Regions from separate parts of the Homo sapiens genome. Here all the other regions are linked to region 3. Evidence: chromatin contacts called from ENCODE Hi-C or POLR2A ChIA-PET data. All regions are on one chromosome and are shown on one strand. The core of a region is the stretch at or near the end of the contact, and the rest is flanking DNA. Distances in the headings are between cores, read along the strand shown. Region 1 holds the start of OR13A1 (olfactory receptor family 13 subfamily A member 1). Region 2 has its middle 21 kb from the start of ALOX5. Region 3 has its middle 65 kb from the start of OR13A1.

Region 1 (2,853 bases), core at 243-2,742, 65 kb before region 3:
GTTTTTTGTGTGGCTTTGAGTTAGTATCTGGGGTCACGTTGCTTTTAAGCTGTTTGCTATCAACTGCATCCTATCTAATATTTCTTTTTCTTAATAGTAAACCACTCAATTTTTGTGAGGAGATATTACATTGTGGTTTTGATTTACATTTCTCTAATGATTTCCTTTCCAGTTTGGATGCTGAGCATTTTTTCTTATGTTTTTTGCCCATTCATATATAATTTTAAAAGAAATGTCTATTCAAATCCTTTTGCCATTTTAAAATCATATTATTTTTAAATATTGTGTTGTAGAAATTATTTATATATTCTGGATATTAACTCTTTATCAGATATATAATTTACTAATATTTTCTTCCATCCACAAGTTTTTTTTAACATTGTTATGTCCTTTAATGCATAAAAGTTTTAAAAAGTTTGATGTAGTCCCAATTGTCTATTTTTTCTTTTGTTGTCTGTACTTTTGGTGTCATATTAAAAAATAATTGCCATATCCCCTTATTCTAAGAGTTTTATAGTTTTAGATCTTCCATTTAAGTTTTAAATCCATTTTGAGTTAATTCTTGTATATGGCATAAGACAAAGTTTCAACTTCACTCTTTCATGTGTGGATATCCAAGTTTCCCAACACTGTTTGTTGAAGAGAATGTTCTTCCCTCATTGAGCGGATCTGGAATGCTGTAAATATTATTTGACCATATATGTGGAGTTTTCTTTTAATGGGTTCTTTATTCTATTCCATTGGTCTATATGTCTCTCTTTAAGCCAGTGTCATGCTGTTTTAATTACTGTAGTCTTGTAACATGTTTTGAGATCACGGAGCATGAGACCTTCAACTCAGTTAGTTTTCAAGATTGTCTAGTCAGAGTATATATGAATATTTAGATAAATTTTTCTCTTTTTTCAAAAAATGCAGCTTAGATTTTGATAGGGATTACATATAATTTGTAGACTGCTTTGGGTTCTATTGACTTTTCAAATTAATACATAATGTTGTACAGATTTGGGGAATACATCTGATATTTTGGAGATCTTAACATTAAATCTTCCAATCCATGAATACCAATGTCTTTACATTTATTTGTGACTTCTTTCAGTACTGTTTTGTAGTTTTCAGTGTACAAGCCTTTTATTTCCCTGGCTAAGTTTATTCCTAAGTATTTTACTATTTTTGATGGTATTGTAATTAAATTATTTTCTTAATTACCTTTGGATTGTTTATAGTTAATTTATAGAAAGGCAACTGATTTTTGTGTGTCGATTTTGGATCCTGCAACTTTCCAGAATTTGTTTAATAGTTCCAACAGTTTTCTGGATTTTATGCATATATGCATCTAACAGTTTTCTAGATTTTATGCAGGAGTCTAGGATTTTATGCATATAGGATCAAGTCATCTGTGAGCAGAGATAATTTTACTTTTTTCTTTTATTCTTTGGATGTCTTTTCTTGCTTAATTTTTTTTTCCTAATTGGTCTGCTTGGAAATTCAAATACTATATTGAATAGAAGCGAAGAGACAGAGTATACTTGTCTTGTTCCTAATCCAGAAGAAAAGTTTGAATCTTTTACCATTGAGTGTAAGTTTACCTGTGGATTTTTCATATATGGCCTTTATTATGTTATTTTCCTTCTATTCCTAGTTTGCTGAGTGTTTTCGTGATAAAAGGTGTTAAATTTTGTTAAACATTTTTTCTACATCAATATAAATGATCATGCTGTTTTGTCCTTTATTCTATTACTATAGTGTATTACATTGATTTTTGCATGTTGTATTATTCTTTTTTTTTGAGATGAAATCTCATTCTGTCATTCTGGCTGGAGTGCAGTGGCATGACCTCAGCTCACTGCAACATTTGCCTCCTGGGTTCAAGGGATTCTCCTGTCTCAGCCTCCCAAAGTGCTGGGATTACAGGCATGAGCCAGCACACCCTGCCACATGTTCTATCATTCTTGCATTCCAGGAATAAAGCCAACCTGATCATCACAAATATTGGTCTGTAGTTTTCTTTTCATGTAATGTCTTTGTTTGACTTTGAAATCAGGGTAATACTGGCCTCATATAATGAGCTTTGAAGTGTTTTTTATATTCATTTTTGTAAATGACTTTGAGAAACATTGGTTCTAATTCTTCCTTAAATGTTTGGTAGTCATCCGGTTCTGGGCTGTTGTTTGTTTGGAGGTTTTTGAACCAGTTTAATCTCCTTCGTAGTTATAAGTCTGTTCGTTTTTTCTACTTCTTCATGATTCACTCTTATTAGGTTGTATATTTCTAGAAATTTATGCACTTCTAAATTATCCAATTTGTTGACATATAATTAACTGTTGATGGTATTTTCTTATAATCCTTTTGATTTCTATGGCATGGGTTCTAATGTTCTCTTTTTTATTTCTGATTTATTAGTTGAATCTTTTTTCCTTAGTTAATCTAGCTAAGCATTTGTTAATTTTGTTGGTGTTTTCAAAAACCACCTCTTAGTTTTGTTGATTTTTTTCTATTGTTTTTATATTCTATATTTCATTTATCTCTGATTTAATCTAATCTTTAGGATTTTCCTCCTTCTGCTAGCTTTGGGTGTAGTTTTTTTTCTCTCCTAGTTTCCTGAGGTATAAAGTTAGGTTGTTGATTTGCAAACTTTCTTCTACTTCTTTTTTTTTTTTTCTTAAGTTGTGGAGATGGGGTCTTGCTTTGTTGCCCAGGCTGGTCTCAAATTCCTGGCCTCCAGAAGTTCTCCTCCCTCAGCCTGTCAAAGTGCTGGGATTGCAGGCATGACCCACCATGCCTAGCCACTTTCTTCCTTTTATAATGCACATATTTATAGCTATAAAATTCTCTGTTAGCACTGCTTCTGCTGCA
Region 2 (3,065 bases), core at 227-2,726, 100 kb before region 3:
CTCCTCTGTGTTCTAATCTCCTCCTGCACAAATGTTGCTTTTTCCGTGGAGCCCTCCATGACTCTTTCAGGCAGAGTGAGTTGCTCCTTTTCTGAGCTCCCACAACCTTTGTTTAAGCCCATATTTTGGCCCATCGTCACTTGTCCCACCAGTATTTGCTTCTGTCTCCATTCCCCCACCATATTCTGAGCTAACTGAGGGCAGGGACTATGTTTTATGTATTTCTTGATCTCCAGCCTGATGCCAGGAGAAAAGCAGCTGTAAATGTATCCTAGTAGGTAGGTTAAGTTTCCAGGGAGCCTGCAACTTGCTATGAAACTATCGTTTTTGTGGTTGGCAAAGCAGACACGCAGCATAAGGCTAAGCTCAAGAGAGCAACCCTAAGTTCCCCCCAGCTGACCGCATGATCTCCTGACTCATGGAGTGGAACTTGTGGCATGTCCACAGGAAGCCCTGGAGCCACTGTCCCCATGACAGCAGCAGGACAAATGTACTTCTTCAGCAGGACAAAATAGTGCTGGTCCTTTTGCTGGTCAGGAAAGTGACTTTCCTGACAGTCACTTTCCTCCAGAGGGTATCTTGTGTGACTACATCTTCTTTTGGCCAGCTTCAAACATTTATAGCCTATTTCAGTTTCTTCTGGCCTGTTTGCATAACTAAACAGAATTAAGCCCTGTCTACCACTGAGCACTAAAAAGAAAAACATATTCATTGGGGATTTAGAGAAAGAAAGAATAAGAAATCAATTGTCAAGACTCTATTTTCCCAGCTCTACTCTAGGACAGAGGAAGCTCATAGCCCTAACAGACTTTTCCTTAGGATGGATGTTGACAGCTCCTCCCAGCCCACTCCTTGTTTAGTTTTCATTTGTTCTATCCCAGGAAGATTCAGAGGAAGAGGGATACATCTTAAGATGTCTCTGTAACTTTGTAAGGATGCTGCTGAAAAGATAATGATGAAATGTTGATTGCAGCTTCTTTTTAAAAATTTTTATTGATACATAATATTTGTACATATTTATGGGGTACATATGGTATTTCGTTACACGCATAGACTGTGTAATGATCAAGTCAGGATATTTAGGGTATCCATTACCTCAAGCTTTTGTCATTTCTATGTGTTGGGAACATTTCAAATCTTCCTGTCTAGCTATTTTGGAGTATACAATATATTACTGTTAACTATAGTTCTCCTACTCTGCTGTCAAACATTAGAACTTATACCTTCTATCTAACTATATGTTTGTACCCATTAAGCAACCTCTCTTAACACCCCCACCCACAACTGTTCCCAGTCTCTGATAACCATCATTCTATTCTCCTTGAAATGCATGTTTTTAGTTCCCACATGAGTAAGAATATGCAACATTTGTGTTTCTACGCCTGGTTTATTTCCCTCCAGTTCCATTCATGTTGCTTATTGTGGCTTCTTGAGTCTGAGTTCAGAGCTGAGTCATTTTTGGGTGAGTTTCCCCTAATCTTCCACCTCCTTGTGCCTTTCAGAACAAGACCAGGCTTTTGCCTCTTGGCTTCTTTCCCTTCCTGCAAGGCTGTGCCATCAGAAGTAGGCAGGGCAGCCAATGCTATCTTTCCATGGCATGTGCTTTCTTAAGTAGATTTACCATCCATGGCTCAGTTCAACTACTCTGTTGCACTTAGGAAGTTAAGGAGCATTCTTCTCATTGGAACTTCTTGACTAAGTGGAAAGATACACTTCAATCCATGACACACACAAGACTCAAATAGGCTTGATGTATTTGTGATTAGTGTGAACTCAATTCTTGTTTTTTCAGAAGGAAGACCAATTCTCATACTCATCTTGAAACCCGTCTGACATTGTTCCTCCCAAGATTAGATAATCACGACAGAGCACCTCTACTCCTAACTGAACACGCATAAAATAAATAATTCCATCCCAGTCTGAGTGCGGGTCTCTCCCCAGAGGTCTACCCTGATTCTCTGCATGAAAGAGCCACTGGTTATTCTCCTCCCTTTATGCTGCGGGAGGCTAATTGCACTCACCACTACCTAGTACTGTTTTTAACTTTTCCTGTTTATTGCCTGTGTCTCCCACTAGAGGCTGAGTGATATGCGATGTGATCTTCTCAGTTTTGTTCACTTTTACATGTTATCCCCACAACAAGGTTTGTGGTGAGGCGTGGGTGGGAAAAAGGGAAATAATTCCTTCCTTCTTTCCTTCGTTCTGTCTCTCCTTTCTTTCTTTCTTTCTTTCTCTTTCTCTCTTTCTTTCTTTTTCTTTCTTTCTTTCTTTTTTTCTTTCTTTCTTTCTTTCTTCCCTTCTTTCTTTCTTTCTTTCTTTCTTTCTTTCTTTCTTTCTTTCTTTCTTTCTTTCTTCCCTTCTTTCTTTCTGTCTCTTTCCTTCTTTCTTTCTTTTCTTTCTTTCTTTTTCTTTCTTTCTTTCTTTCTTTCTTTCTTTCTTTCTTTCTTTCTCTCTCTCTCTTTCTTTCCTTCTTTCTTCTTCTTCTTCTTTTTTTTTTTTTTTTTTTTGAGACAGAGTTTCACTCTTGTTGCCCAGGCTGGAGTGCAATGGCACGATCTCGGCTCACTGCAACCTCCACCTCCTGGGTTCAAGTGATTCTCCTGTCTCAGCCTCCTGAGTAGCTGGGATTACATGCACATGCCACCACGCCTGGCTAATTTTTGTATTTTTAGTAGAGACGGGGTTTCACCATGTTGACCAGGTGGTCTTGAACTCCTGACCCCAGATGAGCCGCCTGCCTTGGCCTCCCTAAGTGCTGGGATTACAGGCGTGAGCCACCACGCTTGGCTGGAACTAATAATTTCTTAAGCACTCTGTGCTAAGATATTTTACATACTCTAGCTCATTCATTCTTACAACAGCCCTGGGAGGTGACTGTCATTACTCAGTTTTACAGAGAAGGAAACCCAAGTTCCAATGTCTCCTAAATGGCATCTTGTGTGTTTGAACGTTTCAAGTTTGTGAGGAGTGCAATCAGTATCCAAGAAAGTGCCACTTAGAAAGAAAAAGGCTTAAAGAAGGAAAATGTTCTGGGATGATGAAAATCTAATACCTAAAGGTGTCAA
Region 3 (2,893 bases), core at 114-2,613:
CTTTTTTCATTGGCAGTCTTGATAGAGTTTTTCAAATTTATTGATTTTTTCAAAGAACCAGCTCTTTTTAATTGATTATCTCTTTTGTTTTTCTGTTTTTAATTTTATTGATTTCTGCTCTTATAACTATTATTTTCTTGTTTTTGCTTGCTTTGAATTTATTTTTCTCTTCTTTGTCTGGGTTCTTGAGGTGGGAGCACCTCAAAAAGTTGGGGGCACAAAATAAAGTGTAACATTTGTATTGGTTCTCTTTTTGCTTCATTGTTAGTTTGTTTCTGTAATTAGTGTTAAGTTGTGATCAGCATAAATAATGGGTTATATTATTTGCAAACCTCAGGGTAAACTCAAATAAAAAACAAAACAGATACACAAAAAATGAAAGGCAAGAAGTTAAATCTACTACCAGAGAAAATTATCTTCATTAAAAGCAAGACAAGAAGGAAGGAAAGAAGAAAGAGAAGACCACAAAATAACCAGAAACAAATAACAAAATTGCAGAAGTAAGTCCTTACTTATAATTACATTGAAAGTAAATAGACTAAACTCTCCCATTAAAAGACATAGAGTGGGCTGCAGCCAAGATGGCTGAACAGGAACAGCTCCTGTCTACAGCTCCCAGCATGAGCAATGCAGAAGATGGGTGATTTCTGCATTTCCATCTGAGGTACCGGGTTCATCTCACTAGGGAGTGCCAGACAGTGGGCGCAGGATAGTGGGTGCAGTGCACCATGTGCGAGCCGAAGAAAGGCAAGACATTGCCTCACTCAGGAAGTGCAAGGGGTCAGGGAGTTCCCTTTCCTAGCCAAAGAAAGAGGTGACAGATGGCACCTGGAAAATTGGGTCACTCCCACCCTAATACTGCACTTTTCCGATGGGCTTAAAAAATGGCGCACCAGGAGATTATATCCCACACATGGCTCAGAGGGTCCAATGCCCACGGGGTCTCGCTGATTGCTAGCACAGCAGTCTGAGATCAAACTGCAAGGTGGCAGCAAGCCTGGGGGAGCTGCTTGGTGTGGTGGCGGGCACCTGTAATCCCTTGGGAGGCTGAGGCTAGAGAATCATTTGAACTCAGGAGGCGGAGGTTGCAGTGAGCTAAGGCAAGATCACGCCATCGCATCACGCCTGTTGCTTGGGCAACAGGGCGAGACTCCATGTCAAAAAAAAAAAAATGCTTGCTAATATAAACGTGATCATAAAGACAGCAATGATTATCATGAAATTTTAACTTGCTTACCAGAAAAAGTGCATGATCTAAAACTTGGCAAATGTGCTGTTCCGTGAAACAAGGGGGTGAAGATTAGAAAACTCGAGCTTCTTCGGATTCTGAATTAACTGAAATCATATTTAAGTTGGAAAGACAGTGCCATCTAGTGGTGCATTTCTTTTTCTTTTGAAATTACTGGTTTTAGCCATTCCTGCCTTATATAATTCTAGCACTTTAGGATAATGTCAGTGGTCATGGTCATGGCTGTTCTGTGGCCTTGAGCACATCATAGCTCTGCTATGAATTTAATATTTGGAGTTAGATACACACAGATACTCATTTAGAAATACAATAGGGCGGGGCGCGGTGGCTCACGCCTGTAATCCCAGAGGCAGAGGTTGCAGTGAGCCAATATCACGCCATTGCACTCCAGCCTGGGTGACAAGAGCGAAACTCCGTCTCAAAAAAAAAAAAAAAAAAAAAAAAAAAAAAAAAAAAAAAAGAAAGAAAAAGAAAAAAGAAAAAAAAAAAGAAACAGAAAAGGGGCACTGCGGATCACGAGGTCAGCAGATCGAGACCATCCTGGCTAACACGGTGAAACCCCGTCTCTAGTAAAAATACAAAAAAAATTAGCCGGGCGCGGTGGCGGGCTCCTGCAGTCCCAGCTACTCTCGGGAGGCTGAGGCAGGAGAATGGCGTGAACCCGGGAGGCGGAGCTTGCAGTGAGCCGAGATAGCGCCACTGCAGTCCGGCCTGGAGAAAGAGGGAGACTCCGTTTCAAAAAAAAAAAAAAAAGAAAAAGAAAAAGAAATATAATGAAGATTACTCAGAAGAAAACAAATGTTTTCTAGTTATGTGTTTGAGAGAAATCCAAGCACCCACTATTTCAAAGGATGTTTCTAGAAGGCTGCCATGGCTGCGAATTGTTCTGGGTGCTGGCGACACCACAGTGAAGAAGTCAGACAGAGTCTCCGTCTCCCCACCCGTGGGACTTACATCCTTGTTGGGAAAGAGACCGGACAAAGCAAATAAACAATAAATAAGATCGGTTTTGATTATAATAGGAAAATAAAACAGGATGATGCTGGGGGAGGGCAACATTCGATAGCACGGGCTTCTCTGAGGAGGTGACATGTGAGGTGAGGGCCCATGACAGGGAGTCCTTAGCTGTGCGGGTTCAGCTTCAGCTGAGGAAAGAAGTCTCCTGGCAGGAAGAGCTGCAGGAGCAGGGCCATGGGCAGGAGTCCTCCTGGGATGAAGGAAGTGCAACCAGCAGTGAGGTGCGGGCGGCCTGGGAAGGAGGCACAGGCCAGAGCAGCTGGGGCTTGCAGACCGTGAGAAGGAGCTGGAATTTTACTTTAGGTGCAACAGGGATCTGCCGGAGCATTTTAGTCAGAGCAGGAGCAGCATCTCATTGGAGTTTGCAGACATGCAGGCAATTCAGTGGAGAACACTATGGCTGCTCCGGAATTAGTTCTATTAAGAAGATGTTTCAGTGGGAACAGGTGAAGAACAATGGTGGTCACCTGGAGATGGAGCCCTCTGAGATATGTTTTGAAGGTAGAATGGAGTGGATGTGGAGTGAAGAGAGAGGAATCAGAGATGACTGAAGTTGTAGGCTTGAAACACTGAGGTAAAGAAGTCTCAGGGAGAACAGTTTTGGGAGGGCTTGTGGAAGAGAGGAAT

Evidence for each region. Hi-C counts contacts between places; a loop is a spot of excess contacts on that map. ChIA-PET counts read pairs that join two places held with the same protein, here RNA polymerase II (POLR2A). Pooled maps may share reads with other maps.
Region 1: POLR2A ChIA-PET joins it to region 3 with 10 read pairs in A549. The contact joins the promoter of OR13A1 here to the enhancer-like site in region 3. A Hi-C loop is called at or near these places in 2 of 168 maps with a recorded cell type or tissue (K562 and heart right ventricle) and 3 of 50 pooled maps. POLR2A ChIA-PET finds 5 or more read pairs at or near these places in 2 of 52 experiments (A549 and H1).
Region 2: a map of GM12878 shows a loop between it and region 3 (13-fold over the local background). The contact joins two enhancer-like sites. A Hi-C loop is called at or near these places in 1 of 168 maps with a recorded cell type or tissue (GM12878), 16 of 37 single-sample maps with no recorded cell type and 8 of 50 pooled maps. POLR2A ChIA-PET finds 5 or more read pairs at or near these places in 1 of 52 experiments (WTC11).

What each region holds. Positions count from the first base shown.
Region 1 is chr10:45,314,247-45,317,099 of GRCh38, reverse strand. It overlaps OR13A1 (olfactory receptor family 13 subfamily A member 1), which reads left to right and starts at 1,492. Exons shown (of 4, transcript NM_001004297.3): 1 at 1,492-1,576.
Region 2 is chr10:45,351,787-45,354,851 of GRCh38, reverse strand. No RefSeq gene overlaps it. Among named protein-coding and RNA genes, the nearest start is that of ALOX5, 21 kb to the left of the region's middle. Within about 2 kb of position 1,476, at least 2 of the 41 ENCODE cell types and tissues checked have a DNase peak (open chromatin) inside an H3K27ac peak, as active enhancers do; they include GM12878, where a contact is called at or near this core.
Region 3 is chr10:45,248,726-45,251,618 of GRCh38, reverse strand. No RefSeq gene overlaps it. Among named protein-coding and RNA genes, the nearest start is that of OR13A1, 65 kb to the left of the region's middle. Within about 2 kb of position 1,363, at least 5 of the 41 ENCODE cell types and tissues checked have a DNase peak (open chromatin) inside an H3K27ac peak, as active enhancers do; they include GM12878, where a contact is called at or near this core.